Linked DNA regions of Homo sapiens: regions 2, 3 and 4 are each linked to region 1. A link is a loop called in an ENCODE intact Hi-C map of the cell type or tissue named here. Cell type or tissue: psoas muscle. All regions are shown on one strand. Each heading gives the region's core, and the rest is flanking DNA. Links, peaks and the distances in the headings are about the cores only. Region 1 overlaps ZKSCAN3 (zinc finger with KRAB and SCAN domains 3). Region 2 has its middle 12 kb from the start of TRI-AAT5-2. Region 3 holds the start of ZSCAN26 (zinc finger and SCAN domain containing 26). Region 4 holds the start of ZKSCAN4 (zinc finger with KRAB and SCAN domains 4).

The links. Hi-C counts contacts between places; a loop is a spot of excess contacts. Peaks named below come from ENCODE experiments on the same cell type or tissue, not always from the same donor. Only the 100,000 strongest peaks of a DNase experiment are listed, where the experiment ranks them.
Region 2: a loop joins it to region 1, with 5 times the contacts of the local background. A loop is called at or near these places in 9 of 110 quality-filtered maps.
Region 3: a loop joins it to region 1, with 3.0 times the contacts of the local background. A loop is called at or near these places in 62 of 110 quality-filtered maps.
Region 4: a loop joins it to region 1, with 3 times the contacts of the local background. A loop is called at or near these places in 61 of 110 quality-filtered maps.

What each region holds. Positions count from the first base shown.
Region 1 is chr6:28,352,348-28,360,036 of GRCh38, forward strand. ZKSCAN3 (zinc finger with KRAB and SCAN domains 3) reads left to right here. Exons shown (of 6, transcript NM_024493.4): 2 at 7,178-7,641. The coding sequence starts at 7,240. It also overlaps a transcript of ZSCAN31 not described here. Among named protein-coding and RNA genes, the nearest start is that of ZKSCAN3, 6.2 kb to the left of the region's middle. RefSeq lists enhancers at 1,741-2,240, 3,718-3,787, 4,067-4,971. In psoas muscle, for the core only: a CTCF peak has its summit at 3,987 (motif pointing left); DNase peaks (open chromatin) are centred at 1,984, 3,574 and 3,904; H3K4me3 peaks cover 2,102 bases; H3K27ac peaks cover 3,165 bases.
Region 2 is chr6:27,185,488-27,193,176 of GRCh38, forward strand. No RefSeq gene overlaps it. Among named protein-coding and RNA genes, the nearest start is that of TRI-AAT5-2, 12 kb to the left of the region's middle. RefSeq lists a cis regulatory region at 2,855-3,741 and an enhancer at 2,950-3,515. In psoas muscle, for the core only: a CTCF peak has its summit at 3,509 (motif pointing right); DNase peaks (open chromatin) are centred at 2,994, 3,264 and 3,504; H3K4me3 peaks cover 1,588 bases; H3K27ac peaks cover 580 bases.
Region 3 is chr6:28,263,312-28,271,000 of GRCh38, forward strand. It overlaps ZSCAN26 (zinc finger and SCAN domain containing 26), which reads left to right and starts at 3,832. Exons shown (of 4, transcript NM_001023560.4): 1 at 3,832-3,902. RefSeq lists enhancers at 3,670-3,729, 3,874-4,438. In psoas muscle, for the core only: no CTCF peak of the experiment used is centred there; a DNase peak (open chromatin) is centred at 3,790; H3K4me3 peaks cover 2,343 bases; H3K27ac peaks cover 1,519 bases.
Region 4 is chr6:28,248,292-28,255,980 of GRCh38, forward strand. It overlaps ZKSCAN4 (zinc finger with KRAB and SCAN domains 4), which reads right to left and starts at 3,978. Exons shown (of 5, transcript NM_019110.5): 1 at 3,267-3,978; 2 at 1,396-1,543. The coding sequence starts at 3,689. RefSeq lists enhancers at 3,537-3,606, 3,737-3,786. In psoas muscle, for the core only: no CTCF peak of the experiment used is centred there; a DNase peak (open chromatin) is centred at 4,010; H3K4me3 peaks cover 2,576 bases; H3K27ac peaks cover 927 bases.

The DNA of each region.
Region 1 (7,689 bases), core at 1,385-6,384:
GCTCAAGTGATTCTCATGCAACAGCCTCCCAAGTAGCTGGGATTACAGGTGTGTACCACCACACCCAGCTAATTTTTGTATTTTCAGTAGAGACAGGGTTTCGTCATATGGGCCAGGCTGTTCTTGAACTCCTGACCCCAGGAAATCTGCCTCAGCCTCCCAAAGTGCTGGGATTACAGGTGTGAGCCACTGCACCCAGGCTGATTGATCTTGATTGTACCCAAGGCATTAGGATGTTTTAAAAGCTCCCCAGTGATTCTAATATGTAACAAAGTTTGAAAGCCTTTAATGTAATTTGCTCCTATATTTCACCTGTACACTGGTATTTGGATCTAAAGACTAGATTAGATTTAGGCTCACTTATTTTGGTATTATTAGCTCATGTAGGAGTACCCCAGATCTCTTGTGGCAGCTTATTAGGAGGAAGTATTTTCTGGTACTTTTGATTTGTGACAATCAATGGCTTCTCTCAGTTTCCTAATTTCCTTCTATTCCCTACCATCCTTTGAACTGTAGAGAGTTGGACTGAGGAATAGAGGTTCAGGAAGACACGGACTTGGAATTGTTTTTCCCTTTGTAACCTCTACCAGCCTTACATTTCTTTTCTTTTCTTTTTCTTTTTTTTTTTTTTTTTGAGGCAGAGTCTTGCTCTGTTGCCAGGCTGGAGTGCAGGTGCAGTGGTGCGATCTTGGCTCATTGCAACCTCCGCCTTCCGGGTTCAAGCGATTCTCCTGCCTCAGCCTCCCAAGTAGCTGAGACTATAGGCGCATGCCATCACGCCCAGCTAATTTTTGTATTTTTAGTAGAGACGGGGTTTCACCATGTTGGCCAGGATGGTCTCGATCTCTTGACCTCATGATGTGCCCACCTCAGCCTCCCAAAGTGTTGGGATTACAGGCGTGAGCCACTGCGCCCAGCCCAGCCTTACATTTTCTAGCCTCTCCATTCCACTGAGTAAAGAGGGACTTACTGACATCCGAGTCCAGTCAAATAATTTTGCAGTCACTCACTTCTAGTTTAAAATCTAGTCCCAGCTGGTTCACAGGAATCTCAGGTTTCCCTTCCCTCTTAGATCAGGCCCAGGTCTCATGGCTTCTGGGATAGGCTCTCTTTCAGAATATCTTACTTTTCCCTCCTAAAATACAGAAATCATCCATTACAAAGTGATGACTCTGACGAAACCTGATGGCTGGTGCTGTTGTTTCTAGATAATACCATACTGAGGAAGGAGTAGATTAGGAAGCAAGAAAATCACTTTGATTTGGGGCATATTGAATTGGATTTGTTTGCAAGATTTCCATATAGGACCGTCTGGGAGGCAGCTCAGGATAGGGATCAGGAGTCTACAGCCTAGAAATAGAAGTTAAAACCTTGCGAGTGATTAAAGATAGTTCTGGGGAAGACTGTGGATAGAGAAAAGAAAAGGTCAAGAACAGAACCACCAGGCCTACTCTTATTTAAAAAAAGAAAGACCAGTGAATTATACTATTAGCCAACATGTATATGGTACTTACCACTGTCATGCCAAGTGTCAGGTTCCAGCCCATACTGAGGTCCGAGGGGAGTTGTTGGATGGGTGGCAGGTAGTTGAAAGAACACTCGGGGCTGTAGGCAGGTAAAATATGATTTTATTCAGCAGCAGCTGCTGCAGCTCTCACACTGTCTGCCTCTGTCTCGGCTGCCTCCTCCGACCGCAGCCCTTCTCAGCAAACGGCTCTGTGGCTCCTGCCGCTCCCACACTTACAGCTGTACTCCTTGGCATGCTTGTTAATTCCTGGCTCACCTCTGTCTGTCTGCAAGATGGCCAGTTCTCTCTTACAGGGTCAGCAGTTTTTCTCTCTCTCTCTGGGCACAAGTCCTATGTACAGTGTCAGCAGGGCAATTATACCATTTACAGACAATAGTGGCTGTAAGCCAAGTATGAGCTTACACAAACAGGTTATATAACAAGTGGAGTGGTGCGCCTGCGTTCCAAACTCGCTGAGTCACGCTGGCCTGCATATCTGCCTCGGCCTATTCTTGACCAAAGCACATCCATTTACCTTACACTCCACCCCCTTGGCCGAGGGAGACATAGGTTTTTGGGTACACAGGCCCAATATATAGGTTTGGCACACAGGCCTGACATATAAACTTTGGGCACCCAGGGCTGATACACACAGGCTTGACACATAAGTCTGACACATAGGCTCTGGGCACACAGGCCCAATGTATACATAGAGGCTTGACACATAAGCCTGACACATAAGCTCTGGGCACTTGGGCCACAGTAATACAGGGAGCAATAATTTCAGGTTATAGTGAGCAATCACTACATGGTGATGTTACCCCAATGTTGCTTTATATATTAATCCAGGGTTTTTGCTTCCCTACCTTTAGGGTGTTGGGGCGGGCAACAACAGGTTACTGTTTGTCCCCATACCTGGTTGGAGGAAGTCATCCTTTCTCTCATAGATCTGGCCACATGGCCTGGCCCTACATGGGTCGGTGACTAGCCACTTCTGTAACTTCTAGGTAGTTAGCCACAAGGTTAAGCCTTGATAAACTGCCCAGCTATCAGTGCAGATTACGTGTCACCTTCTTGGTGATCACCATTTACATTGCCCTGAGTTCAGTTTATTAGCTACTTTGTCCACACCTGGTATCAAACCATAGGGTGTTGGTACTAGGCTGGGCTGCAACAGCAGTCCAGGTAGCAGTAGCACCCTGGCTAGACCTATCTGTGTACCATGCCCCATTGGGAATGCGGGAATGCCCTTCCTTAAAAGGTGAAGGCTCAGGATCTAGGGGTGCCTCAGGTCCCATAACCTTATCTTGCATTAGGACTGTAGGTCCTAAGACTTCCTGTAATTGTGCTTCTAAGGGACTTGAGTTAGCATACTTTGCTGTTCCAAGTAGGCTTAAGCACCCCACTTTACAAAAGTGGATGTCTGTGCCATCCCAGTGTGTGGGTTGTTACCCATGAGCATACCCACCCTGCTATTGGGTAAGTCATGCGCGCGACGACTGTAGCCCATCCTGCCAGGCTGTCACGAGTCTAAAGGGCAGCATATGCAGTTAGTAACTGCTTCTCTGTCGAGGAATACTGGAGCTCAGCTCCCTTCCAAAGTTGGGACCAAAAGTCTACTGGCATTCTAAAGAGCTCTGTGTGATGCCATAAGCCCCAGTCAAAACTATCTGGTCACATGCACATCAAGTTTAAATGGGTGCCCCGATCAGCTACCCATAGGGCTTGTGCCTGCTGAATAGCCTGTTTGGCTGCCAGGAAGGTGGTTTCAGCCGCATCATCCCAATTCCAGGCAAGAGGCTGCGTTGCTGCTTCTAAATCTGCAAGAGAATCAGAGGTTAATATAACATCATTAATAAGATCATGACATATGTTGGGGCTATGCATATATCCCTGCAGCAATACTGTGAAAGTCCATTGTCACCCTCCCACGAAGGCAAAGTGTTCCTGGCTCTCTGGAGCAATGTCGATTAAGAGGAATGCATTGGCCAAGTCCACCACACAGTGGCACCATCCCAGTTCTGTTGTCAAGTGGCCTATCAAATCCATGATAGACGGCACAGCTGCCAAGCCGTGCAAAACATCCACCCACAGCCTGTCCTCAGGCATGGGAGAGACATCCACAGTGCATAAGCAGGGAGCTAAGCGGCCGATGCCGAGGTCCAAAGATACAGGTTTCACTTTCACTGACCAGCTTTCATAACCGTCAATAAATGCAGCTCTGCCCGGAAACTTATTCAGGTTTAGGGACCAGTGGCTTGCCGAGTCCACATATTGCCTTTGGTTGTCCGGTGTCCCCCCAAGCCTGGCACCTGGGTCAGTTCCCAATCAAACAGGAAAGACTTTACATTTCTGCCTGACTGCAGCAGGTAATCTTTGAGCTGGAACGCTCCGGCGGGACCTAGTTGCCCAGCAATGTCCTTTTCCCGAATGACTTGCACTAAGTCTATATACAACTGCCATCTACTGACAGTTTCTGGTATTTCACCGGCATCAGACCACACTGTAATTAAAGAAGCCAGCTTTTCCATCTCAGAGGGGGAGCAGGAAATGGATCAGCTCCTTTGTCCCGGAGAGACAGAATTCAGGCAGGGAGTCTCCCCCAAATGCTGCTGGCACTGCTTGCCTAACTCCCACAACTCAGTGGGGGGTACAAGCACTATAAGAAGTGTGCTTCACTATGGTAGGGGGTCTCTAGGCCCACCCTTGGGGCCCAGTGGCTGTTCATGCTCTATTTTCTGGCAGACCACTGGGTGAGCCTGTAATGGAGGTTCGTCCTCCTCCCTGCACTGCGTCCAGCAGGGACTGGGCATGCCCTTCCAGCAGCACAGTCACAAATGCCCATCTGACTCTGTTGGCAAAGGCACACTCCTTCTCGGTCCTGTGCATTTCCAGGTGCTTCAGCACCTTCTCCACACTCGTGGAGGGCCTGTCCACTGCCGCCCATGTTTCCACCAGAGCCCATCCTTGCAGCACGGCTGCCACTGGGTGCCACAGCTCATGCTGTGGCTGCATAGCCGCTCCGGGAGCCTGGGGGCTGAAGACCCACTCACCTCATCTTGCTCACTATGCCAAATGTCAGGTTAGAGCCCCAGCTGAGGTCCAAGGGGAGTGGGTGGATGGGGGGCAGGGAGCTGGAAGAACACTCGAGAGACAGCAGGTAGATGGGACATGGCTTTACTCAGCAGCTCTTTCACAGTGTCAGTGCCACATTTATACACCTCACAAACAGTAGTATCTTAGAGCCAGGTGATGAGCCTCCCCAGATTATGGCTACATAACTGTGATTATATAATGCACGGAATTGTGTGCGTGCGCTCCAATCCTGCTGAGTCATGCAGGATGTTTACCTCGGCCTATGCCTGCTTCGCTGCAGCACAGCCATGTTCCTTACAACCACACACCAGGCACTGTTCTAAGAGTTTTATACACTCACTTACTTAATGCTTACAATGGCCCTATCTGCTATCACTATCCCTATTACAGATAAGGAGAGGGAGGCACAGAGCTAGTAGGTAGTAAAGCCAGGATTTTGACGACCTCAGGAAACCTGGCTTCAGAACACTTAACCAGATTATGATGGGAGCTGAGAAGAACCAGGAAGGAGGAAAGCAGGAGAAAGCAAGATCCTTGAAGTAAGGACAAGTGAGTTTTTGGAAGTGGACAGTATCCTCAGCCCAGTTGCCTGAGAAGAGGCCATGGAAAATGGGAATTGAGGGAAGCACCTTTGGTTCCTTCTGCATGCGAAATCTTAGTGGTCTTGGCAGTTGCAGCCTACAGTGTGTGGAAGGCTTAGTGGGAGGTGAGGACTAGAATCAGGGACTAAGGACTTTCTTTCAAGAAGTTCAGTCTTGAAGGGGAAGAAAGAAAGTGGCAGATTGAGGAGGTGGCAAAGACCAGGGGCAGCCTATGCTCTCTCCAGGGGAAGGGCTTGGTGATGTTTTCGGCTGCCTTGATGTTTCTGAGAGAAACTGAAGGGCCTTCAGCCCAAAGATCCGAAGAGCCTGCAGAAATCCTTCTTTCAGCTGAATTTTAATGTGAATGTTATGCCAGTTTTTTGGGCAAGCCTCACTTCAGATATAATTGAGGGTCTCACTAGCAGGCAGCCAAGGTTTAATTCAGTTCTATTTCTTTTGGTCCAGGGCCTTCTGTCTTTTCTTTCTTCTTCCCCTTACTACAGTACCTTGACCACAGATAAGACCTGGTACAGCCATCCTTCACTATCTGTGGGGGATTCATTCCGGGATCCCCAATGATACCAAAATTTGTGGATGCTCAAGTCTTACATAAAATGGCATATAGTATTTTCCTATAACCTACACACATCCTCCTGTATGTTTTTTTTAAGAGATGGAGTCTCTGCACTGTTGCCTAGGCTGGAGTACAGAGGCACAATCATAGCTTACTGCATCCTTGAACTCCTGGGCTCAGGTGATCCTCCTGCCTCTTCCTCCTGAGTAGCTGGGACTGCAGTAGTGCGGCACCAGGCTCAACTTCTCTTGTACACTTTAAATCATCTCTAGATTACTTATAAACCAAATACAATGTAAATGTTTTGTAAACACTTTTTATATTGTATTTTTATTTGTATTTTTTAATTGTTGTTTTTGTTATTTTTTTTTCCCAGATATTTTCCAGCTGTGGTTGGTTGAATCTCTCAATGCAGAACCCACAGATATAGAATCAACTGTATTAGTTTTCTATTGCTGTATAACATTTACCTCAAATTTATCAGCTTAAAACAAAATCTGGGCTGCGCGCAGTGGCTCATGTGTTTAATCCCAGCACTTTGGGAGGCCGAGGCAGATCTTTTGAGGTCAGGAGTTCGAGATCAGCCTGGCCAACATGGTGAAACCCCAGCTCTACTAAAAATACAAAAATTAGCTGGGCATGGTGGTGCACACCTATAATCCCAGCTTCTTGGGAGGCTGAGGCAGAAGAATCTTTTGAACATGGGAGGTGGAGGTTGCAGCAAGCCGAGATCATGCCACTGCACTCCAGTCTGGGTGACAGGGCAAGACTCTGTCTCAAAACAAACAAATAAGAAAAAAAAAAAAAAAAAAAAAAAAATCAGCTTATTTGTTCCAGTTCTATAGGTCAGAAGGCCAGGCAGGCTCAGCTGAGTTCAATATTAGGGTCTTCCCAGGCCAAAGCCAAGGTGTTGGTAGGGCTGGGCTATTATCTGGAGGCTCTGAGAGGAATCTACTTATGAGGTCATTGAGGTTGTCAGTAGAATTCAGCTCTTTGGGATCAGTCCAGTCAGTCTGGACTTGCTATCTCATATTGAAAGTCCTGAGGATTAGGGCAGGAAATCATTAGGGTCATCTTAGAATTTAGACAACCACAGACCTGGTTGGTAATGGGATAACTCTGAGCAAGTCACTGAGAGGAGCTTCCTAGAGAGTCCAGGAAGTGCCCTGGATCCTCACCAATTTCAGTTTTTTTCCTGATTAGTCAGGGGCTTGGGGGTGTCCAGGATCACTCCAGGACATCCTTTGGGAACCTTACTATGGGATTCAGGTTTGGGGTGGTGTAGAGGATTAAGCTGCAGAACCACTGAACATGGAGAAATTTCTGCAGCAGTTCCCCAGAGATGTCTCTGGGCTCCTGGGCAGGAGAGAAGGGACTACTTGCAAGTTTACTGGTTAATAATGATTTCCCACCTTTCAGGGATCTTCTGCAGAAATAGCGCTGGAAGCTAGAGTGAGGCCTGAGTACTGCCTTGGCCTAGGATGGCTAGAGAATTAAGTGAAAGCACAGCCCTGGATGCCCAGTCTACAGAAGACCAGATGGAGCTTCTGGTCATAAAGGTGGAGGAAGAAGAAGCCGGTTTTCCCAGTAGCCCAGATCTGGGTTCTGAGGGCTCCCGCGAGCGCTTCCGAGGCTTCCGCTACCCGGAGGCTGCAGGCCCCCGCGAGGCGCTGAGTCGGCTCCGAGAGCTCTGCCGACAGTGGCTGCAGCCTGAGATGCACAGCAAGGAGCAGATCCTGGAGCTGCTGGTGCTGGAGCAGTTCCTGACCATCCTGCCGGGGAATCTGCAGAGCTGGGTGCGGGAGCAGCATCCAGAGAGCGGGGAGGAGGTGGTGGTGCTATTGGAGTATTTGGAGAGGCAGCTGGATGAGCCGGCGCCGCAGGTAGAAAGAACAGGTTTAGTATCTGAGCGCTGTGGCCTGTTTCCTCCT
Region 2 (7,689 bases), core at 988-5,987, 1.2 Mb before region 1:
GAATTCAAAGCTTGAAACCAAATAGCCACCGGGTTCGAGCCTATCTTATTCTGGTGGTCCACTATTAACAAAAATGTAGACTGGATAAATTATATATACTACAATCAGGAGCAATTTGTCAATTATACCAGAGATGCCATAAAAGGAATAGCTGAACAGTTAGACCCAACGAGCCAGATGGCCTGGGAAACTAGAATAGCCCTTGACATGATGTTAGCTGAAAAGGGCAGACTTTGTGTCATGATCGGGGTCCAGTGTTGTACTTTTTTATTCCTAATAATACAGCCCCTGACGGGACAATCACAAAAGCCTTGCAAGGCCTTACCACCCTAGCAAGTGAATTAGCGGAAAACTCTGGAATAGACGACCCCTTTATGGGCCTGATGGAAAGGTGGTTTGGAAAATGGAAAGGACTCATGACCTCAGTCTTTACCTTCCTTGCGATTGTTACAGATGTACTCATCCTTGTGAGCTGCTGTATCATACCTTGTATTCGTGGGTTAACCCAAAGGCTCATAGAAGCAGCTCTTACAAAAACCTCCCTCACCTTTCCCCCTCTGTATTCAGATAAGCTCTTGCTCTTAGATAATCAAGAAGAACAAAAAAAAAAAAAACAAATCCTGTTGAAGAAATTTGAAGAGGAAGAACTATAAAACAGAAGAGGGGAAATGGTTGGGACAACTAAGTTGCTCTTCAAAGACTCAACTTTCTGGTCATAAGTTGTAAAAGTTGTAAATCAATCCTACCCCCCGCTCCCCCCCGCCCCACCTCTTCTTTTCACAAATGGTGGGTTTACCCTATTTGGAAAAGTTTAAGTTTTAGCCAGTCAGGATCAGCTTAGATTGTGCAGTCCAACCCCAGCCAACAGGGGAAGAACATAGAAACAGGAACTGCGTTAGTATTAAAAACTCCTTCCCGCTTTTGTTCGTTGTGCTCTTGCGATTGTAACAGGTGCAAGCAGCACTCTTCTGCAGAAGTAAAGGTGTCTTGCTGAGGAATTTTCTGTCTAAGCGTGAGTTTCTTTGGGCTACAATGAGCACTTGTTTCCAACGATAGGGAGGAGGCGGTAAATATCTGCCCTTGCGAGGGTTCCTTTCAGGCCAGGGCCTGATCCACCCGTGGGCAGTGGTAAACCCATAGAGGAGCCAGCAGAGCCCCGGAGTCACCCCGTGCCTGCTGTCTTGTGGACCCTACAATTCTCCCATTTCTTTTATACTTTTCTACTCCTTTGATTCATCCGAAGTTATTGACTCATTTACTCTCTCTCTCTCTGTCTATATACAGGTATGTATCTCATACTTGAAGGACATTTTTTCCCTTTTTTTGTTTTGTTTTTGAGAAAGGAGAGCCATATCTTTCGATGAGCCAGGTCAACTATTTACTTATTTTTGTTTTGTAATTTGTAAATTTTGTTTTTAATTTAAAGATAGGCACAAGATTGGCTGGCGCGGTGGCTCACGCCTGTAATCCCAGTACTTTGGGAGGCCGCGGCGGGGAGATCACGAGGTCAGGAGATCAAGACCATCCTGGCCAACGTGGTGAAACCCTGTCTCTATAAAATACAAACAAAATTAGCCAAGCGTGGTGGCACGCACCTATAGTCCCAGCTTCTCGGGAGGCTGACGGAGGAGAATGGTGTGAACTCGGGAAGCCGAGGTTGCAGTGAGCTGAGATTGCGCCACTGCACTCCAGCCTGGGCAACAGAGCGGGACTCCATCTCAAACAAACAAACAAAAAAAGATAGACACAAGATCATGTTTCTTATCTTTAGCACACTTCATTAACTCTGTTTCTGCATCTACCATGTGAAATAGTAGTTGTCTTTATTTGCTTTGTTGACTAGTAGAAATTTGATGGAAGATGAATGGTAAAACCAAAATTATTTTTTTACTACAGTACTTCTCGGTGGTACCTTCTCTTCTCTTTGTGCTTTACTGCCCCTCCTGCAGCTTTCCAAACCCTGAGAGATTGAGCTCTGCTGACCCAACAGGGTGTCAGCTGTTTGGGTTGCTGGACATTCTCTTGAAGATACATTGGGAAAAAGGCTTATGGGGCCATAAACTGGCAATAAAAATATGGGAGAGTAAGTTGTGGAAAGCCACAAGAGGCCTCTGAAGAGGAAAGCCTTCTTATCGCCATTATGTTCCCATGCTCTGAGTGCAACCTGCTCTCTTATCTATAAACACTGTGTTCAAGAAGAAAGACACTCCTTTGAAGCGTTGGAATGTAGACAGACGTGCAGGCTCCTAGTTAAGCCCGCTCCCACTAGCTACTCTCCAATAAGTTAAAGATACGCTGTTTGGGCACAAAGGAGATTCATTTAAACCGCTATTGCTATAGATTACGCCTGTAACACGCTGCCTCCCTTTCACCATTTCGCCCTAAATGTCTGCTTTTTGGATCTAAGTGATTGTACTCAATAAATAGTGTGGAGACCAGAGCTGGGCGCCTTTTGCAGCCTCCATTTTGCAATTGGCCCCCTGGCCCCCACTCTTTATACACTCTTAACCTGTCTCTTCTCATTCCTTTGTCGCCACCGGACTTTAGGTACCCTAAGGGTGGTATTGAGGCTGGTCCCCAACATTCTGGTGCCCAACGTGGGGCTCGAAAGAATCTGATGAAGGAATGCTCGAGCGTGTGAAACGGAGGGCTGATGGACGAAGGACTCCCGAGGACGAAAAAGTTTTTAAGCTCTGCAGGTAAGCAGGGCACTTGGAGAAAGCCAGGGACACAATGGGGAAAACTGAAAGTAAGTACACCACGTATTTGAGCTTGCTAGGGCGGCTGTTGAAGCGTGATGGCGTAAAAGTTGGTACAAAAAATCGTATGAATTAATTTCATGCTGTAGAACAATTTTGCCCTTGGTTCCCTGAACAGGGAACTTTGAAATTAAGAGATTGGGAAAGAGTTGGAAAGGACCTTTAAAAAGCACGTAGAGAAGGAAAGGAAATTCGTTTGCCTGTTTGGTCAGTTTGGTCATTGGTGCGTGCCGCACTGGAGCCATTTCAGACAAATGATGAGGCTGAGTCAGAGGAGGAGAAGGAGGAGTTTGATAATCAGGACTCTGAAACGCCTCTACCGAGTACTAGCCAAAAGGAGAGTCCGGAAGTAATTTATGCCAATCCCCCCAGTCTTCCTAAACCTATTCAGAAACTCATTCAGCTCAGGGTTCCTCAAGAGGAATGTCCGGAATGGCCACCTCCTCCTCAGCCGAGTGAGTGCAGGCGGAGGGAGCCTGAGACTCCGCTGCCGAGACTCGGCTGGCCGCGCTCATTATTGCCCGACCCGCAGTTCATTATGGAGAGGGGGTAATTCAGGTTCGCCCTGCAGTTCATTACAGTGAAGGAGCAATTTCCCTTAAAATGGATGACCCAGCGCCCTGTCTGGGTCGAACAGTGGCCTAAGGAAAAATTGGGGGCGCTTTATGAAATAGTTAAAGAACTACTAGAAAAAGGATATATTTCACCCACTTTCTCTCCTTAGAATTCCCCAATAGTTGTAATTAAGAAAAAGTCCGGTAGATGGCACATGCTGACCGACTTGCGAGTGGCCAACGCTGTAATTCAACCGATGGGAGCCTTACAACCTGGGCTCCCATCCCCCACTATGCTCCTTAAAGACTGGCTGCTCATTATTATAGATTTAAAAGACTGCCTTGTTTTACAATTCTTTTAGCAGAGGCAGATTTCGAAAAATTTGCCTTTACTGTCCCTGCCATTAAAAACAAAGAACCTGCAGCCAGATATCATTAGAAGGTTTTACTCCGGGGTATGTTAAACAGTCCCACAATCTGTCAAACTTTTGTAGGCAGAACTATCCAGCCTGTTAGAGATCAATTTCCAGATGTGTGCAGCAAAAAATAGAGATCAACCTATTCAATGTTATTCATCTTTACAAAAGGCAATTACAAACGCTGAATTGCGTATAGCACCTGACAAAATTCAAACAACCACTCCTTTTCAGTATTTGGGGATGCAAGTACAGGATACAGCCATTAAGCCTCAAAAGGTTCAAATTTAAAAAGATTATTTAAAAACCTTAAATGATTTTCAAAAATTGTTAGGAGATATTAATTGGATTCGGCCCACCTTAGGAATTCCTACTTATGCTATGTCTAATCTCTTCTCAATATTGAGGGGAAATTCCAACTTACAAAGTAACAGAGAACTAACACCGAGGCCATAAAAGAGTTAAAAGTAATTGAAGACAAAAATTCAACAAGCCCAGGTCAGTAAGATTGACTCAGACTCGCCTTTACAATTCATTGTGTTCCCTACTTCACATTCCCCAATGGGGGTTACTGTTCAAAATAATGATTTAGTTAAATGGTCTTTTTTTGCCACATAATACCATAAAAACACTCACAGTATATTTAGATCAGATGGCAATTCTAATTGGACAGGCTCGTCACGAATTGTTAAACTTTGTGGCACTGAGCCCAATAAGATTATAATTCCAATAAATAAAAATCAGGTAAAACAGGCATTTATTAACTCAGTTACATGGCAAGTTAATTTAACAGAATTTGTTGAATGTATTGATAATCATTATCCTAAAAATAAAATTTTCCAGTTTTTAAAATTAACTACATGGGTTCTTCCAAAAATTCCTTGTGATGCTCCTTTGGAAGGAGCTGTGACTGTTTTTACTGGTGGGTCTAGTAAACATTAAAAAAAGCGACAGTCTGGTGGAGACCACATAATCCAATCACTCGATCTGAATTTACTAACATTCAAAAAGCTAAGGTTATTCTGTTTAATTATTAAAGAACTTTTACAGCCTTAAGTTCGCTCTGGAGCCCAGTCTGTGTGTTCTTTTTCTTCAACTTCAGCAATTGCTAAACCAAGATACACATCCTATTTTTATTACACACATTCGAGCTCACAGCTCTCTGCCTGGCCCATTGGCTTACGGCAATAATCAAGCAGACCTTCAGGTTATGACATCACTGCTTGACCAAGTCACCCAATCACATCAATTTTCCCACCAAAATTGAAAAACTTATCTAAATAATTTCAACTTACACAGAGGCTGGCTAAGCAAATTATCCTACAATGCCCAGATTACCAGCTCACAAGCACGTCCCCTCCTTCAACAGGTGTTAACCCTAGAGGATTAGAACCTAATCCATTGTGGCAAACAGATGTTAAACACATCCCTAAATTTTGGAAACTAAGATATGTACATATATCCATTGTTACCAACATTCATCTAATTATTACACATTAAAAAAATAAAAGAAAAAAGTAAAGAAAAAAGACTAAAAGAGACAAAAATCAAAACAAGATGCAAAAAAAAAAAAAAAAGACTGTGAAAAAAACGAAGTAGAGGCCGGGAGCGGTGGCTCACGCCTGTAATCCCAGCACTTTGGGAGGCCGAGGTGGGTGGATCACGAGGTCAGGAGATCGAGACCACGGTGAAACCCCGTCTCTACTAAAAGTACAAAAAATTAGCCGGGCGCGGTGGCGGGCGCCTGTAGTCCCAGCTACTCAGGAGGCTGAGGCAGGGGAATGGCGTGAACCCGGGAGGCAGAGCTTGCAGTGAGCCAAGATCGCGCCACTGCGCTCCAGCCTGGACGACACAGCAAGACTCCATCTCAAAAAAAAAAAAAAAAAGTGGAAAAAGGGAAAAAAAATCGGCTGGGCGCGGCGGCTCATGCCTGTAATACCAGCACTTTGGGAGCCCAAGGCGGGCAGATCATGAGGTCAGAAGATCGAGATCATCCTGGCTAACATGGTGAAACCCCCGTCTCTACCAAAAATACAAAAAATTAGCCAGGCATGGTGGCAGGCGCCTGTAGTCCCATCTACTTGGGAGGCTGAGCCAGGAGAATGGCGTGAACCCAGGAGGCAGAGGTTGCAGTGAGCCGAGATCGTGCCACTGCACTCCAGACTGGGCGACAGAGCGAGACTCCATCTCAAAACAAACAAAAAAAACTAAGAAAGTTATAAAAATGTACCTTTAGTAAAAAAAAGTTATAAAACAAAAATTTAAGACATGTTAAAAATTGTCTGTGAAAGTCGTGAAAAATGTTATTAAAAAATTTATGCAAAAAAGGTTGTATAATTTTTGTTTCAAAGGTCTAAGCAGGCCGGGCGCCAGTGGCTGACGCCTGTAATCCCAGCACTTTGGGAGGCCGAGGCAGGCGGATCACGAGGTCATGAGATCGAGACCATCCCGGCTAACACGGTGAAACCCCGTCTCTATTAAAATACAAAAAAAATTAGCCAGACGTGGTGGCGGGCGCCTGCAGTCCCAGTTACTAGGGAGGCTGAGGCAGGAGAATGGCATGAACCCGGGAGGCGGAGCTTGCAGTGAGCCGAGATCGTGCCACTGCACTCCAGCCTGGGCGACAGAGTGAGACTCCATCTCAAAAAAAAAAATTAAAAAATAAAAATAAAGGTCTAAGCAAGTTTTAAAATGATAATTGTAAAAAATTATGTGTGTAAACACATTTGCTAAAGTTAAAAAGGTATCATCCACTTTTTCTATAAACTAAACATTAAAATAAAACACAAGTTTTTCTGTTTTTTTATTTTTATTGTTTTTTGAGACAGAGTAGCTGGGACTACAGGCGCCCGCCACCATGCCCAACTACATTTTTTTGTATTTTTAGTAGAGACGGGTTTCACCGTGTTAGCCAGGATGGTCTCGATCTCCTGACCTCGTGATCTGCCCGCCTCGGCCTCCCAAAGTGCTGGGATTACAGGTGTGAGCCACTGCGCCCAGCCCACGAGTTTTTCTTAAAACACTAACCTGCTCTTTAAAGATTGTAAAAAGTCTCTTAGCGCAGGCACCACCCCTAAAATTTCTAGTATCAGCCTAAAGACTATGTCCTCATCAAAGGATGAAAAGAAGAAAAAAAAATTCAAGCAAGCCTAAAAAAGACTCTACAGAAATTGCAGCCTCAACAATGTGACTTCCACAAACAACACAGGCCCCAGACATTACGCTGAAAAAACAGAAGACTAAGCCAAATAATTTATTCGTTTTTAATTATCTCATTTTGCCTACTACCTATACCTGCTACACTCTATTAAGCTCATATCTTAAATCTGCCTTTCTTCTGCCCTGTTACTTTAAAAAACACCCCCTTCTCAGCTTCTAATAACATAACTGCTTGGCTAAAATAAATTAACATACCCCGAGTGGGGTTCCTCATTAATAACATATAGTGAACTAAGATGCCAAGTAACACTACAGGTCACTTTTTGACCGGAAAAAAATGTTGCTAATTATACTCAGGTTTGTCTTCTGTTATTTACTAATGCTAGGATGCAAAGCTGAAATAAGAGCAGTGAACTCCTCACCTGAAAAACCTGTGGCTACAACAGACCGAAATTATACCTATTGGGCAGATGTCCCATTTCCATCTTTAATTAGGCCTGTCACTTGGTTGGAACCCCCGGTTGAGGTTTATGTTAATGATAGTGTTTGGATACCTAAGCCTACAGATACTCATAGGCCCTCTCACACAAAAGAGAAAAAAATGTTAATAAATGTGTCCATAGGTTATTAGTTCCCCCCTCTTTGCCTAGGGCTGGCTATCAGTTGCCTAAAAGGCTACTGACAACATTGGCTAGTTAAAATTCCAGGTCATAATCAAAGACCAGTATCCTATCATTTATTGTCTGGATAGAGCCTGGATCATTCACAGAGTTTGGTTCAATTGAAACAGTTTAAGCCCAA
Region 3 (7,689 bases), core at 1,596-6,595, 89 kb before region 1:
AGAATGCCAGATTTAAGCTGTGTGTGCTTTTAAATTTTAGTAGATATTGCAACACCACCTTCTATGTTTACACACTCACCAACATCATCACCAATATTGTATTTTCAAACCTTTTGATCTTTCCCAATCTAAGGTGAAAATGGCATTTTATTTGTATTTATTATTAAAAGTAAGATAGAGCATCCTTTCATAGATGTATTTACGAGTCTTTTGAAATTCTTTTGTGTGTATGTGAACTGCTCCTCTGATAACCTTTGTCCACTCTTCTATAGCGTTGTTGGTCTTTTTTCTTAACTGGTCATAAAAACTCTTTAATAAATTAGATCTTTATCAAATATCTTGCAAATATATCTCCGTGTTATTTACCTTTGACTTGTTTTTCTGAGAGACACTTGACTGTAATGCCCGTTAAAGCCTAAAAAGGTTTTCTAACAGTGGCCAAACAAATATCTTTATCTTTCTCGCTTGGAAGAAGATGCAGCTGAGAAACTGACTTCTAAGTAAGCCAAGGTAAGATCGGTGAGCTTCTTTCCCAGAAAGATAAAATACACACCATGCAACAAATAGTATGTCTAATGCCTACAGTGGAATACTCATGATAGCTTTTTTGCTGTAGTTATGCTTAACTTGCCATTTAATGTTGCTATTAGAGAGGGACTTGGCCAATAAATCTGCCTTAAAAGAGATTTCAAGAGTTGGAATATGACTGCAGATCACTGTTGTCTCAGGGGAGCTAATAAAAAGGGTTACAACTTTTCCTTTGAAGTAGTTTTGCCCAGAGTATGTAGCTATGGATTGTGAAATAGAAGAAAAACAGTATAACGAAAATTTTGTATTACGTTTACATTTCAAGAAACCATCAGAATCACTTTATTATTTCACTCTGCTCAAGCAGGAAGTTGAACAGATCAAATAACTTGTCTTAGCCACTAGAGTTACACTGAGTTTTATTCAGTGCTGAGAAACAGCCTAAGAAAGCAAACTAGTGAGGCTGTGCTGATTTACAATTGATACATTTTATGAAATAGCATTAATGTTCTCACAGACCATCATTATATGACTTTGTGGAATTATCAAAAGTAGTGTTTCACAAAATATAAAAATCTCCCACTGGCATAAGGGGTCTAATGTGTATTTCATGTTTGTTTGTTTTAAAGTTCTGTAGCACAAGGGAAGGTGTTTCTTAACCTTAGCCACCAGCAATTTAGGGAGTAAGAAATCATACATTTAGCAAAATTGCTCTTTTTATTCTTAGCCTAACGAATTCAGCTAGACTTTAATCTGAATTTATGGGGGATATGTCTAAGATTTCACCATCAAATATAAGGGAGGTTTTTGGTATATTTGAGATGTATTTATTTTTGCCTTATAAAGGAATCATCCATCTATTTATTTTTTATTAGGAGTTTCTGCTTTTAGTCAGAAATATATGTTGAGTTTTATGAAATGACATTGTAGCATTTGTGGAGATTATATGATTTTTCTTTATCAGCCTAATATGGGTGACTTAAAGTTATAGGTTCCTAATATTAAGCTATAAATTTGTTAGATTCATTTGTAGGCTTTGATTGTTTAGAACGATCACTGGACAAATAACTTATTTTAAAACTCAGAGTAATGAATGAGACCTTGCTGTATACGTATAAGAAGCAGAGAGAAGAGCAGGAAGCATCATTACCAGAAGATAAGAACTGTAAATCTTATGCTGGAGCATGGTGACATGACTCATAATGCGATAGCATCTCTACTGATAATATGGAAAAGAAAGTTCTTATCTTGAATATCGTATGAATGGACCTGGCAGAAACATGATCACTATAGTTTACAAAAATAAGGATAATCCTGGAAAATGAAAACCTCAAGTTTGAAAATTGATTTGTATTTTAGTATTTTGTCTCTCCTGGTGATAACAGTGTTTTGAGTTATTCTCACCTTATCTACCCCTACCCCTCCCAAAAGGTACAAACAGACTGTTTAAATGAAAAATGCACACCTTGAAAATTTAAAAAAACTCTTCTTTGTCTAGCTACTTTAAAGGTTTTGATTTTCATGGGATATCCAGTGCAATGGCAATAATCTCAGCCTTGACAATAAAAGTGACAGATTTAAGAAACTAGTCATAGTAGGGAATTTTAGAGGGGGAGTAAATAGGATATAGTATTTACTTTCTATTTAAATTAAATTTTCTTTATGTTTATCCCTTATATAATTTTTGAAAAGGTCCTTTTCTAGATATTAAAAAATAAGATATATGAGTTTTCCTCTCAAGAAAGAATATTGACTTCTAATTAGTAACACATATTGACTAGATTTGTTGGCCTTATGAAAAGTTTTAAAGTAAACATATTTAATTTTTACTTTAAAAATATGCTTTCAAAGATACATTCAGACACTTAAGAAGAAAAGATAACTGCTTGTGATAATGAAACTGGTTGTTTTTTTTCTGTTATGATAATTTCAATGCTTGAAACACTGAATAAATTACACGTCAGTACAATGTTTTGTATATTTAATGATATTTCAAAGCTTCTGTCAACTGATCAGTTAAACACAAAAGTTTGTTCAGATTTTTTAAAGGTTTTTTTTTCTTTCTTCCAACTTTTGTTTTAGGTTCAGTGGGTACATGTGCAGGTATGTTACATGAATAAAGTGCATACTGCTGGGGTTTGGTGTACAAATGATTTTGTCACCAAAGTGGTAGCATAGTACCTTATAGGTAACTTTTCAATCTTCACCTTCCTCTCACCCTCCACCCTCAAGAAGTCCTTGTGTCTGTTGTTCCCATTTGTGTTCATGTTTACTGAATGTTTAGCACCCACTTATAAGTAAGAACATGCAGTATTTGGTTTTCTGTTCCTGTGTTAATTGGCTTAGGATAAATGGCCTCCAGCTGCATCCATGTTGCTGCAAAGGACATGATCTCATTCTTTTAGCTGCATGATATTCCATGGTGTTATGTACCACATTTTCTTTTTCCAGTCCACCACTGATGGGCATCTAGGTTGATTCCATGTTTCTGCTATTGTGAAAAGTGCTGTGATGAACATACACATGCATGGTCTTTATGGTAGAACAGTATATTCCTCTGGGTATATACCCAATAATGGAATTGCTGGGTCAAATGAGAGCTCTGTTTTAAGTTCCTTAAGAAATTTCCAAATTGCTTTCCACAGTGGCAGAACTAATTTACATTCCCACTAGCAATGTATAAGCATTCAAAGAGTTTATCTTATTCAAAAACTATAAAAACCCAGTTTGTGATACTGTGGGCAAGAGAGACTATTTCTGTTCTCTGTTGTAGAATTTATTTTGATAAAGTGATATCTGTTGCTTTTATTCCCCCTGAAACTTACATTGATTGCAAAGTGTTGTTGATTTATTTTCTCTCACAGTAATAGCCCTAATTTCTTCTTACCTTAAACCTTTCAATCCAAACGTATGTCCATTGTTTAGTTTAATTTTCGAAATACTTTGACAATTATTTTTGCCATTGTGTTTGATGAATTTCTAAATTGCGAAAAATGGCGAAGTATGTGTGTTTTATTTATGTGAGCAAAGTGAAAATGTTGGCTGTTTGTGATAACACTCAACGGAGCTGGCCTGTTTTTACATGAATAAAATAAACATCCACTTTAAAATGAGAAAACAAAAACAAAAACAGAAACAAAAAAAAAACCCCAACAATCTTAGCTCACAACGAAATGACCCTCCCAGCCGTCCTCAGCAGGCAGCACCCATGTTAGTCTCCTTCTGCGATGCCTAAGCGGCAGCACCATCGAGCCAAGGTCCTCCAGCGTTCCTAGAGCGGAGAAGAAAGCGCTCCGAAGAGCTAGAGCTGACACTCGGCGATGAGCTAAGACGCTGTTTCAGAGCGTTTGGGTCCTCTGAGGCCCCTTGACCAGGTGAGCGGACCCTGGAGCTGGGCCCCGGGCTGGGGCGGAACTGCGGCCTAGGGGCCTAGGGAGCAGCTGCTTCCCGGCGGGTGCAGAGAATCTTCCCTCGACCGAGGGGGCGGGGTCCGTAGCGGAGGTGTCGGCCCTGGGGCCTATGAGAGTGATGAAGCTGTGGATCTGGTAAACAGAGTACAACCTTCTGCTGCATATTTTTCATCCATTCAGCGCAATTTTAAGTAGATATTAAAGGTAGGCGCCACCGAGAAGGTAATATTTGAGCAGAAATCTGAAGGAGGTGGGTGGAAAGACCTAAGTGGCTTTTGCGGTCAGGAACTTTCTAGGTAGAGGGAATAGCAAGTGCAAAGGTCTTAAAGCAGGAGCTTGCTTGGCATATTTGAGGAATAACGGGGAGACCAGAGCGGTTGGAGCAGTGAACAAAGGCGACCTTTGTAGGGAATGATGTCAGAGAGATTGGGGTATGGAGAGGAAGAGTGTAGAGGAAATGAGAACTGTATCGTGTAAGGAATTTTGTCTTTTTTTGGTGTGTGTTTTTGGAGGATTTTGAGCAGAAGAAAACATGATCTGACTTATGTTTTAAAGCTTCTTTACTTGGAGACTCATGATGATAATAGATTGTAAGTGGGCAAGAATGGAATCAAGAAAACTTAAAAGTTAAGAGTAATTTTTTAAAATTCCAAGTAATTCAGGTGGGAGATAAGGATATCTTGAGCCAGTGATCAGATTATGATCTGCTTTGAAAATAGAGACAATAATATTTGCTACTGGGTCAGATGTAGGGTGTGACAGTAAGAAGGCAAATATAAATCCAAGGTTTTGGGCCTGTGGGTGCAAGAGATACTGGAGAAAAGATCTGAGGTTTAGCTTTGGTACCTCGTGTAAGTTCTTCAACTCTCCCCGTCTCAATTTCCTTCTCTGCACGAAGAAATTAGGAATAGTGTCTTCTTTATAGGGTTGTGTGAGGGTTAAATAATTAATATATGTGAAACATGTAGTATAGTTGTCCTGGCTCATTGTTTTATTATGCTGAGACATGAAGTGTGAGTGGGCATTAACAAGAAGAAAATTGGAGGGTTGGAGGGTGGTCCAAGCAGAAGGAATAAGCTGTGGAAGGGCCAAGGAGCAAGAAGGAGTATTGCAAATTTGATGAAATAAAGTACTTTATTAGATCAAAAAACAATGTAAACCATATTAAATGTTTTGAACTTGATCCTAAGGGTAATAATCAGCCATTATATGTAACAGGCATAGCAGGGACATAATAATATTTCATATCCTCCTTAGAATGATCACTGTTTGCGTGTGGAAAATAGATTGGTGTCTCAGACCAGTCTGTTTGTCACAGTGGTCTAGGTAGGAGAAGACAATGGCAAAGGGGATGAGAAGTGGATTGATTTGAGAGATATTTAAGCAATAGAATCAATAGAACTTGATTGATCAGATACATGAGATATGAAAGGAGGAAGGAATGGTCAGTTTTCTGGCTCAAATAGCTGGGTAGATGGAGCTCCTCCCAAAACAGTTTATCAAATTATTTATTATATATTGTGTTTGATATATTTAATCACATTATAGAAATGAACTCACCACTAATTCAGCCTCATACCCAGCCAGGCACGGTGGCTCATGCCTGTAATCCCAGCACTTCGGGAGGCTGAGGACGGTGGATCACTTGAGGTCAGGAATTCGAGACCAGCTTGGCCAACATGGTGAAACACTGTCTCTGCTAAAATTACAAAAATTAGCTGGGTGTCATGGCAGGCATTTGTAATCCCAGCTATTCGGGAGGCTGAGGGAGGAGAATCACTTGAACCCGGGAGGCGGAGGTTGCAGTAAGCCAAGATTGCGCTGCTGTACTCCAGCCTGGGCAACAGAGGCAGACTCCATTTCAAAGAAAAAAAAAAAACACATCATACCCTATATATACATATCAACATCATACCACATGTTTATTTATATACCAATACTGATATAGATACCAGTATATATATATGTATGTGGCATAGATATATACTGATATGGGTATAGATATCTCTATAGATATAATAATATGAATACAGGTATATATAAAAAATACGAATACAGGTATATATACCTAAACAATAATACGAATTATGTATATATATACATATGCCTGTATTTGTGTCATTATTTGTATAACTAGGGTATCTATATCGGTAAAGATAGGTAGAGATCTAGAAAGAGATTTACTATAGGGAATTAGCATAGGTCATTATGGAGGCTGGCAAGTCTCAGTATCTTCAGAGTGAGTTTTCAGGCTGGAGACCCAGGAGAGCAAATGGTTTAGTTCCAGCTCAAGCCCAAAGGCCTGAGAACCAGGAGAGCTGATGGTGTAGTTCCTGTCTGAAGGCCATAGGCTTGAGATTCAGTAAGAGCTGTTTTAGTTCCAAGTCTGATGGCAAGAAAAAAGCTGATGATTCAGTTTGAAGCATTTTAGACAGGAAGAATTCTCTTACTCAGGGATGAGTCAGCCTTTTTGTTCTAGTCAGACTTTTAACTGCTTGGATGAGGCCCACCAACATTATGGAGGGCAGTCTGTTTTAGTCAACAGTCTACCAATTTAAATGTTAATCTCATTCCAAAAACACCCTCACAGAAACATCCAGAATAATGTTTGACCAAATATCTGAGCACCCTGTGGCCAGTTAAGTTGACACATAAAATTAACCATTACAATACCAATCTTTTATTTTCTGGCTAATAATCATCACTTTTTTTGAGACAGAGTCTCACTCTGTCGCCCAGGCTGGAGTGCAGTGGTGTGATCTCAGCTCACTGCAACCTCCACCTCCTGGGTTCAAGTGATTCTCCTGCCTTAGCCTCCCGAGTAGCTAGGACTACAGGCGTGTGCCACCACACCCGGCTCATTTTTTGTATTTTTAGTAGACACGGGGTTTCACTGATAATCATCACTTTCTTGGACTTTTTTACTTATATTAAGAATACTAGGAATTGGCTTTTTAAAGTTTAAGTTCATTTTGACTAAGAAAAATAATTATCAGCTGGGAAATGTTAACTATATACACATTCAGGAATATATAACAGCAAACTGTTTGGAGGCTAAGCCACTGATTAAGTGAGCCTTCTCCCGTTCTCCCACTTACCGCATGCACATTGATTCAAAGGCATGTGTCAGCAGCTGACAGATGGTGTTTCACTGATCTATAGGGATACTCAAGCATAGTCAAAATCAAGAATGCTAAATCCCCACATACCAAGGGCCTGCCCCAAAGGATGGTAGGGAATTGTCTGAGTTCATTTTTGACATGTTGGATTTGAGAGGCTTCTGTAGGGTATCCTGGTCCCAAATAGGCAGAAGGAAATTCAGGTCTGACACTTGAGATATCTGACCTGAAGAATAAGGAAATCATCAGCATAAGGACAGTAATTGAAGTCACAAAAATACTTATACTCTACATTAGCCCTTTCTAGTTTCTGCCCTATCTTTCTTGTTCCATTCAATGTATTACTTTTTTGAAATTTGTCATTTATGCTCACTCTCCATTTTCTCATTTCCTATGGCAGGCTAGCTATTCTCACTACCAAAATTACCTTCACAGAGGTCACTAATGACATCTTTGTTTTTGAATCAAGTGTCTATGCCAGGTCTTAGATTAATTCACCATCTTATAGCATTTCACACTCTTGAACACTGTGCTCATATCATTTCCCTTATAAATCAGTGAATTCCTTCTGTTCTTTAGAATTATCTCATTTACCTCAAAACTTCTGTGAATTAGGTATTATCTTCATTTTA
Region 4 (7,689 bases), core at 1,470-6,469, 100 kb before region 1:
CCACCAGCTCCAGCCCTAGGGCCGAAAGAAGTCTGGTGCACTCTGCAGATATACAAAAACCACGTGCAGAATCGTTGGTAGGAGTGGTGAAATGAATGCAACATAACAAAGCTTTCCATTTGAAGACCTTTGGGTTTTGAATTTTGCTAGGAGATGGGGAGTAAAGAGGGTTTTTTGTTTTTGTTTTGTTTTGGTTAAAATGTCTTTAGTAGATATTAGGATGCTTTCCACTTCAGGTATGAAAAACTAGGAGGAGGCCAGGCACAGTGGCTCATCCCTGTAATCGCAGCACTTTGGGAGGCTGAGACAGGTGGGTTGCCTGAGTTCCGGAATTCGAGACCATCCTGGGCAACCTGGAGAAACCTGTCTGAACCAAAATTACAAAAAATTAGCAGGTGTAGTGGCATGGGCCTGTGCTCCCAGCTACTCAGGAGGCTGAGGTGGGAGGATTGCTTGAGCCTGGGAGACAGGTTGCAGTGAGACAAGGTCTCACCACTGCACTCCAGCCTGGATAACAGAGTGAGACCCCCATCTCAAAAAAAAAAAAAAAAAAGAAAAAAGAAAAAGAAAAACTAGGAGGAGTCAAATAAGGCTGGGTCCAGAAAGGAGGCAATGGAAGACTGGAAGACTGCTTAAATAGAACTTGCTCAGACTCAGAAGCAGAAGAAACCTTAGGTTTCCCTACAATAAGTCAATTTGCAAGGGGCAGAAAATAAGTTGGTTTAGGCCAGAAACTCTGCTGAGAAATAAAGATTGCATGTTGGATGGCATGTCCAAGTGTTGTATGTCTTAGGAATCGGCCCAGATGTTCACAGCAGATGAGGAACAGCATGGAACACACAGCTGCTTCCTATTAAGTGATTTTCACTCTTCTAGTCACAGGCTTTACAGGGTTTAGATTTACACTCTTCTATTTGCAGCAGTCCTACTATCTCTGGAATGTTCTGGCTGGCTTTACAAATTCTGCCTTATTTTCTTCATAGCACTTAACAATATCTAAAATTATATTATTAATTTATTTTCTATCCTCCCTGCTAGAATGTAAGCTCCATCAAAGCAAGAATTCTGTCTTATTGGTGGCTCTCTCCCCAGTGCCTACAACACTGGCTACCATAGATGAAGGCTCCCTAAATATATCTAATGAATGGAGATCACCATGTTGTTTAAAAAACCGATTCTTTCTAGACATCAATTTTAATAAAATCAGATTTACTATGTCCTAGTTTGGTTAGGAAAGTTTTTCACCATTGTTTGAAATTTCTCTTAGTCTCAGTCTTAAAATACAGCTCTCTGTGATGAGTATATAAAGTAACTGTAAATGGATCTTTTAGGTGATCCTTAAATGAAATTGGATGAAGTCTATAGAATTCATACAACCCAGAAGAGAATACTCACCTCTATCGTGTAAGGGCTGGGATCCCAGAGATTCATGCTTGAACAGAGCCTTCATTGGCTGGCACTGGCTACTTTGAGACCCTTGAGTTTGTGTCAATAGTGCCATCTTGCAACAGAGCAGTTCTTGCCCCTGGTCACCAACGGGAACCTAGAAGTCACGATTTTTAGTTATCTACCCAACATTTCTATGTTTTCCATGTGCAAGTGATTTCTATTTTCTAGGCACTGTTTCTACAAGCCTTATGATATTAACACAATTAATATAGATAACAACCCTGTGAGCTATTATTTTGGATTTTTATGATAAGTTGCTGAAAACGGAGATGTGGCCCGGATCCTCTCTCCTGAGTGGACAGCATTTTTTTTGTTGTTGTTGGTTTTTTTGTTTTTTTTTTTTTGAGACGGAATTTCACTCTTGTTGCTCAGGCTGGAATGCAATGGCATGATCTCACCTCACCGCAACTTCCGCCTCCGGGGTTCAAGCAATTCTCCTGCCTCAGCCTCCCTAGTAGCTGGGATTACAGCCATGTGCCACCACGCCCGGCTAATGTTTTGTACTTTTAGTAGAGACCGGGTTTCTCCATGTTGGTCAGGCTGGTCTCGAACTCCCGACCTCAGGTGATCCGCCCACCTCAGCCTCCCAAAGTGCTGGGATTACAGGCGTGAGCCACTGCACCCAGCCAAGGGTGGACAGTGTTTAAGCAGCTTGCCCATGTCACCCAGCTAATAAGTGGAAATGCTAGGATGGGAGCTCAGACAGAATGACTCCAGATCCCGTGTTCTTACCATTACTCTAGGCTCCCTCATTATATACATCTGTGTGTTTACGAAAACCCTTTGGACACTGGTGCTAAATTCTCAATACTAATATATTTTCTAATCTGAAAAATGAGGATAATAATTTCTACTTTATGAGGTTTTGGAGACCAGTAAATAAGATCACAGTATGTGACATCACCTAACACAGGGCCTGGCACATAGTTATGTCCTCATTAAAAGCAGGTTTCCTTCCAGACATTGATAGTTAAATTACAGTTTTCAAGTTACTGTCTCACGTGCAGCTCAGAATTTCCCACATATTTTATGAAGAATGAAGCTAAGAGATTTGCAATGACTTCCCACTGCTACAGGGCTTGCGTGCAATAGACCTAAGTCAAGAACCTTGGTATCCAGCTCACCAGTTAGAAGATTTGGCCACACAGGTCCTCTGAAGTTGTGTGCACAGGGACACAGGACGATGCAAAGAGGAAACAGTCCCTCATAAAACAGGGAAGAACATGGAGGTAAAAATAGGCCCACTTTCTACCAGAGGTTCATAACCAGTGGTCCATGGACTTTCTCCCAAGTGGTCCATGAACTTAGAAAGGACAAAAACTAATCTTATTTTTACTGGTCTTTAAGAGAGAGTTAACATTTCCTTCAATTATGAATGGAAGCAACAAATCAAGGTAGCATAAGCAGTACCCAGGACTTTGTCACCAACAAAACCTGCACGTTTTCACACCACATTACAACCAGGCAAATAGATGCTTATCGCCATTTTGAAATTGCCAATTATAAGCCCTGTCCCTAGGTCTTATTATTTAGTGCAGTAATAAAAATCCACATATATGACTTTAATACAAATTTAATTCTTTGCTAACTGTATGTCAATATAGTTGTGTTCTTTTGTAATCCTTTATAGTTTCTTTATATATTTAAAAATATAATTCTGAGAAGGAGTCCAGGGACTTCACCTTACTGCCAAGGAGGTTCACAGTACAAAAAGAGATGAAGAACTCCTGGACCTTAAAGGAATGCCCCTCGCTCCGATCTGGGATTTCAGGAGGAAACAGACCACAGCGCTCAGATACTAAACCTGTTCTTTCTACCTGCGGCGCCGGCTCATCCAGCTGCCTCTCCAAATACTCCAATAGCACCACCACCTCCTCCCCGCTCTCTGGATGCTGCTCCCGCACCCAGCTCTGCAGATTCCCCGGCAGGATGGTCAGGAACTGCTCCAGCACCAGCAGCTCCAGGATCTGCTCCTTGCTGTGCATCTCAGGCTGCAGCCATTGTCCGCAGAGTTCTCGGAGCCGGCTCAACGCCTCGCGGGGGCCCGCAGCCTCCGGGTAGCGGAAGCCTCGGAAGCGCTGGCGGGAGCGTTCGGGGCCCCGAGCAGGGCTGCAGGGTGCTCTCACCTCCGCCGTCAAGGCGGAGGCTTCCTCCTTCTCCACCTTCACGGTCAGGAGCCCCGTCTGGTCTTCTGCAGACTGGGCGTCCAGGGCTGCGTTTTTTCTCGGTTCTCTAGCCATTCTGACCCAAGGCAGTACTCGGGTCTCACTCTAGTTGCGACCTGTATATCTTCAGAGGATTCTGGAAGGGTGGTAAATTTTCCAGTAGAACTGCAAGTGGTCCCCCTCCTGTCATGCCCAGGGGCCCAGGACACCCCCTGAGGCGCAGCTGCACAGATCTCTCTTATAGTCCGTGCCTTTGCAGGGTCGTCCTCTGCACCCCACTCTGAATCCCACAGTAAGTATCACCAAAGGATGTCTTTGGGAGTGAAAGTGATCACTCTCCAGACATAGGAGGGAAGTTGAGGCTGGGGCACAGGAAGTCTCGATGGGAACTAAGGCCACTTCCTGGGCGCTCTAGGAAGCTTCTCTCGGTGGTTGTCTCCGAATTAACCCATTAGCTACCCTGTCCTTACCTCCACGCAAGGGAAGGCAGTTAAGGGATAGAGAAGGAAAGGATGACAGACCTTGGATCATAAGAAATAGGACTGAGCCTTTAAATCCTGGAAGGATGCCGCTGCGGCTCATATTTCTTTCCTATGTAAAGCTTGCTTAAGCAGCTGGCATAAAATTGACACTAAAATTGAGCTGGAAAGCAGGGGTTCCCCAGAGCCCCAAGAACCCTGGCAGGGGGACCTTTAGTCTCTCTCAGAAACATCAAAGCAGCAGAACACATCACCAGGCACTTGCCTGGAGCGAGCAGTGGCTGCCCTTGGTCCTTCCCCACTCACCCCCTTAATCTGTCACTTTTTTTCCTCCTCCTTAAGGCCAGACTACTCCTCCCGACCCTGACTGTAGCCCTCACCTCCCACTAATCCTCAACACACTGTCCCACTCCCCCACTCACCACTTTGCACATTCCATGGCTGCTTCTCTGGCAATCAGGCTTATGCTGCTCTCCACCTCCAGAAACTCTCTAGTCTCTGGCTTCAGGGACCCCATTCTCTTCTGCTTTCTTCCTTCCTGTTTCTTCCCAGCCCCCAATCACAGTCAAGCACAGTGGCTAGATACGCAGGTAGCCAGGTTACCTGTGTAATCCTGGCTTACCCTCCCTGTGCCCGACTTTTCCAATCTGTAAATAGGGAAAGTAATAGTAGATAGGGATGTTGTAGGCATTACTAGGGATTAGATAATGTTGTGAGCACTCTTGTGTAAAGTGCTTAGAACAGTGCCTGGCATGTGATAAACTAGGCCTATCCTATAATAGAAGAAAGCCCTGAGAATTCTTTGAACTAGATGGGACTCGATTTTAAGCCATAATTGACTGTAAGTTATTTGACTGGACACTTCAGTAAGCCCCTTTCTGCCCAGTGGAATGGAGAAGCTACAAAATGCAAGTTCAGTAGTTTATGAGGGGAAAAAATATCATGTCAGTACTTTCTTGAGTTTTTCTTTCTTTGCCTATGCCTCTACATTCCAAGGATTAAGAAATAACATAACTTAAGAAAATGAGAAGTCCCAAAGACTGTTGCAAATGAAAAATACTACAAAATATCTTTCTCTTGATGAGCTACCACAGAAGGTAGGGGGCACTGCCCATGAAGTATCCTTATAAGTGAACTTGAATCTAAGTACTTTTCTAGATCCAAATATTTACAGAAATAAGTTAAGTTAGCAGTTTTCACACTCTGTGTCACACAGAATCACTGGGGAGCTTTTAAAACATCCTGATACCTAGGCTGCAACCAAGATCAATTAAATCAGAATGTCACAGGATGGGACTCAGGCATTAATAACATTTTTTGGTTGTTTTTGTTTGTTTTGCGACAGAGTCTTGCTGTGTCACCCAGGGCTGGAGTGCAGTGGCGCAATCTTGGCTCACTGAAACCTCCACTTCCTGGGTTCAAGTGATTCTAGTGCCTCAGCCACCCGAGTAGCTGGGATTACAGACATGCGTCACCATGCTGGTCTCAAACTCCTGGCCTCAAGTGATCTGCCCACCTCAGCCTCCCAAAGTGCTGGGATTACAGGTGTGAGCCACCACGCCTGGCCAACTTTCCTAGGTGATTCCAACATGCAGGTGAGTTTGAGAGTTAAGGAATTAAATGACACTTTAAAAAATCAATCAGCCAAATCCAACATGTGGGACATTCTATAGAACAGAATGATGCAGGACAAGTGAGCCCCAAAATTAGGGCTTAGCTCAAAAGGATGCTTTGCTTCGCCCAGGGAAGAGTTCAAGGGCAAGCCAGTGGTATTAGGCAGCAACTTTTATTGAAGTGTCAGTGTACAGCAGCAGCAGAGGTACTGCTCCTTACAGAGCAGGGCTACCCCCTAGGCAGTGTGCTCAGACTAGCAGCTCAAAAGCAGTTCTGCAGTCACATTTATACCTACATTTAATTATATGCAAATTAAGCACCAGATTATGCAGAAATTTCTAGAAAAGGGGTATTACCTTCTGAGTCACTTGGTCATGGCCATGGAAAGGGGTGGCAACTTCCCTGTGTTGCCATGGCAATGGTAACTGACATTGCACACTGGTGGGTATGTCTGGTGGAGAGGTGATACTGCCTCTTCCCTCTTTTAGCTAGTCCTCAATTTGGTCAGGTGTTGGAGCCCCACTTCTGGAGTTGAATTCTGCCTCCTACCTCATTCCTCCCTCAGGGATTAGATATGCCTTCTTAATTTTAAGCAGGCTGCAGAAGGGCAGTGGTCCATCTTCTGTAACTGCTTCCTGCTTAGTTTATGGGCATAGGCCCTGCCTAGCACTGGAAGAGTAAAAATCTCTGGATACCATATCTAAAGGCGGGATGCTTTTATTTTCTGGGTCAGTAGATGGGATGGGTTGGAAGCCCTGCGACGGCATTTTCTTTATCTGGAACTGTTGTAATTTAGAAGACACAGATTTTATAAAGACGTTAAACAAGCAAGGGCCAAAGATTAGTAATAACAAGATGGCTATTAAAGGTCCTAGGAGAGATAAAAACTAGGTGAGACTTTGTATGGCACTTCTGATAATTGACCAGATATAGTTGGGTTCAGTGCCCTGATTATAGATATGTAACCCGGTATCTTGCTTATAGATCTTGTGAATGTTAAATTCAACCTGTTCAGAGTTGTTACTACATGTGCAGCAGGTTTTATTAATAATTGCACAGACTCCATCTTGTTTGGCTAGTAAATAACCTATACATTTGGGCTGGCAAGTCAGGGGCTCTTCTCTGGGCATTCCAGACACCCATCTTGTGACACTATTTCAGGATGGGTAACCCTCAGGGGTCAGGGGACTTAAAGCATTTGCTAATAATTGCACTTTTTGGCTATTGTTAAATCTCTTTTGCCCTGTCCCTATTGTTGTAAACTTTAAAGGCCATATTTAAATGGCTCATAGGGGTTTGAGGTCCTATTGCTGCTTTTTATAGCTTTCTCCTAGGATAAGGGGCAGATTGAGTAATAAAATGCATACCTAGGAGAGCTTGTCCTTTTTGGGAGTCTGAGTCTGCATTAGTATATGTCCTGAGTGTTTCACCAAAATGACCCTGAAATAGAGTGGGATTTTCTCATTTTCCCTGAGTTATTTCTTTAACCTTGTCATAAATGACTGGCTTAACCACACAATTTTTCCTTACCTTTTTTCTTTTCATGGCACAGCAAGCAAATGACAATACTTGCAAGTCATGACAAGTTAAAGAATATGGTAAAATGTATAAGCCTTTTTTTTTGATTCTCTGAAAACTGGCCAAATTTTTCCTTGTATAAAGCCAAATTAGAGATAGACAATGCCCCATGTACTCTAAGTGTTCCTCCATTTCCATCAGCTACCTCCTGCAATGGACATAGGTTTGACTTTAGGGGCTTATATGGGGCCCTACTCCTGGTGGTCCTGGTTGGGCTTACTTTTTTGGGCCCTGGGGGGTAAAGGCTGGGGGTAGTTGGATAAGGGAAAGGGGTGCCTGATGACCTTGAGTTAGAATCCTTCATTAGAAAACTAATGGGACTACTCTCAGAATAGGATTAAGGAGACTTCAGACAGGGCATAGGATGATATTGTGATTATGAAGGAAAATGTCCTTTTTATGCA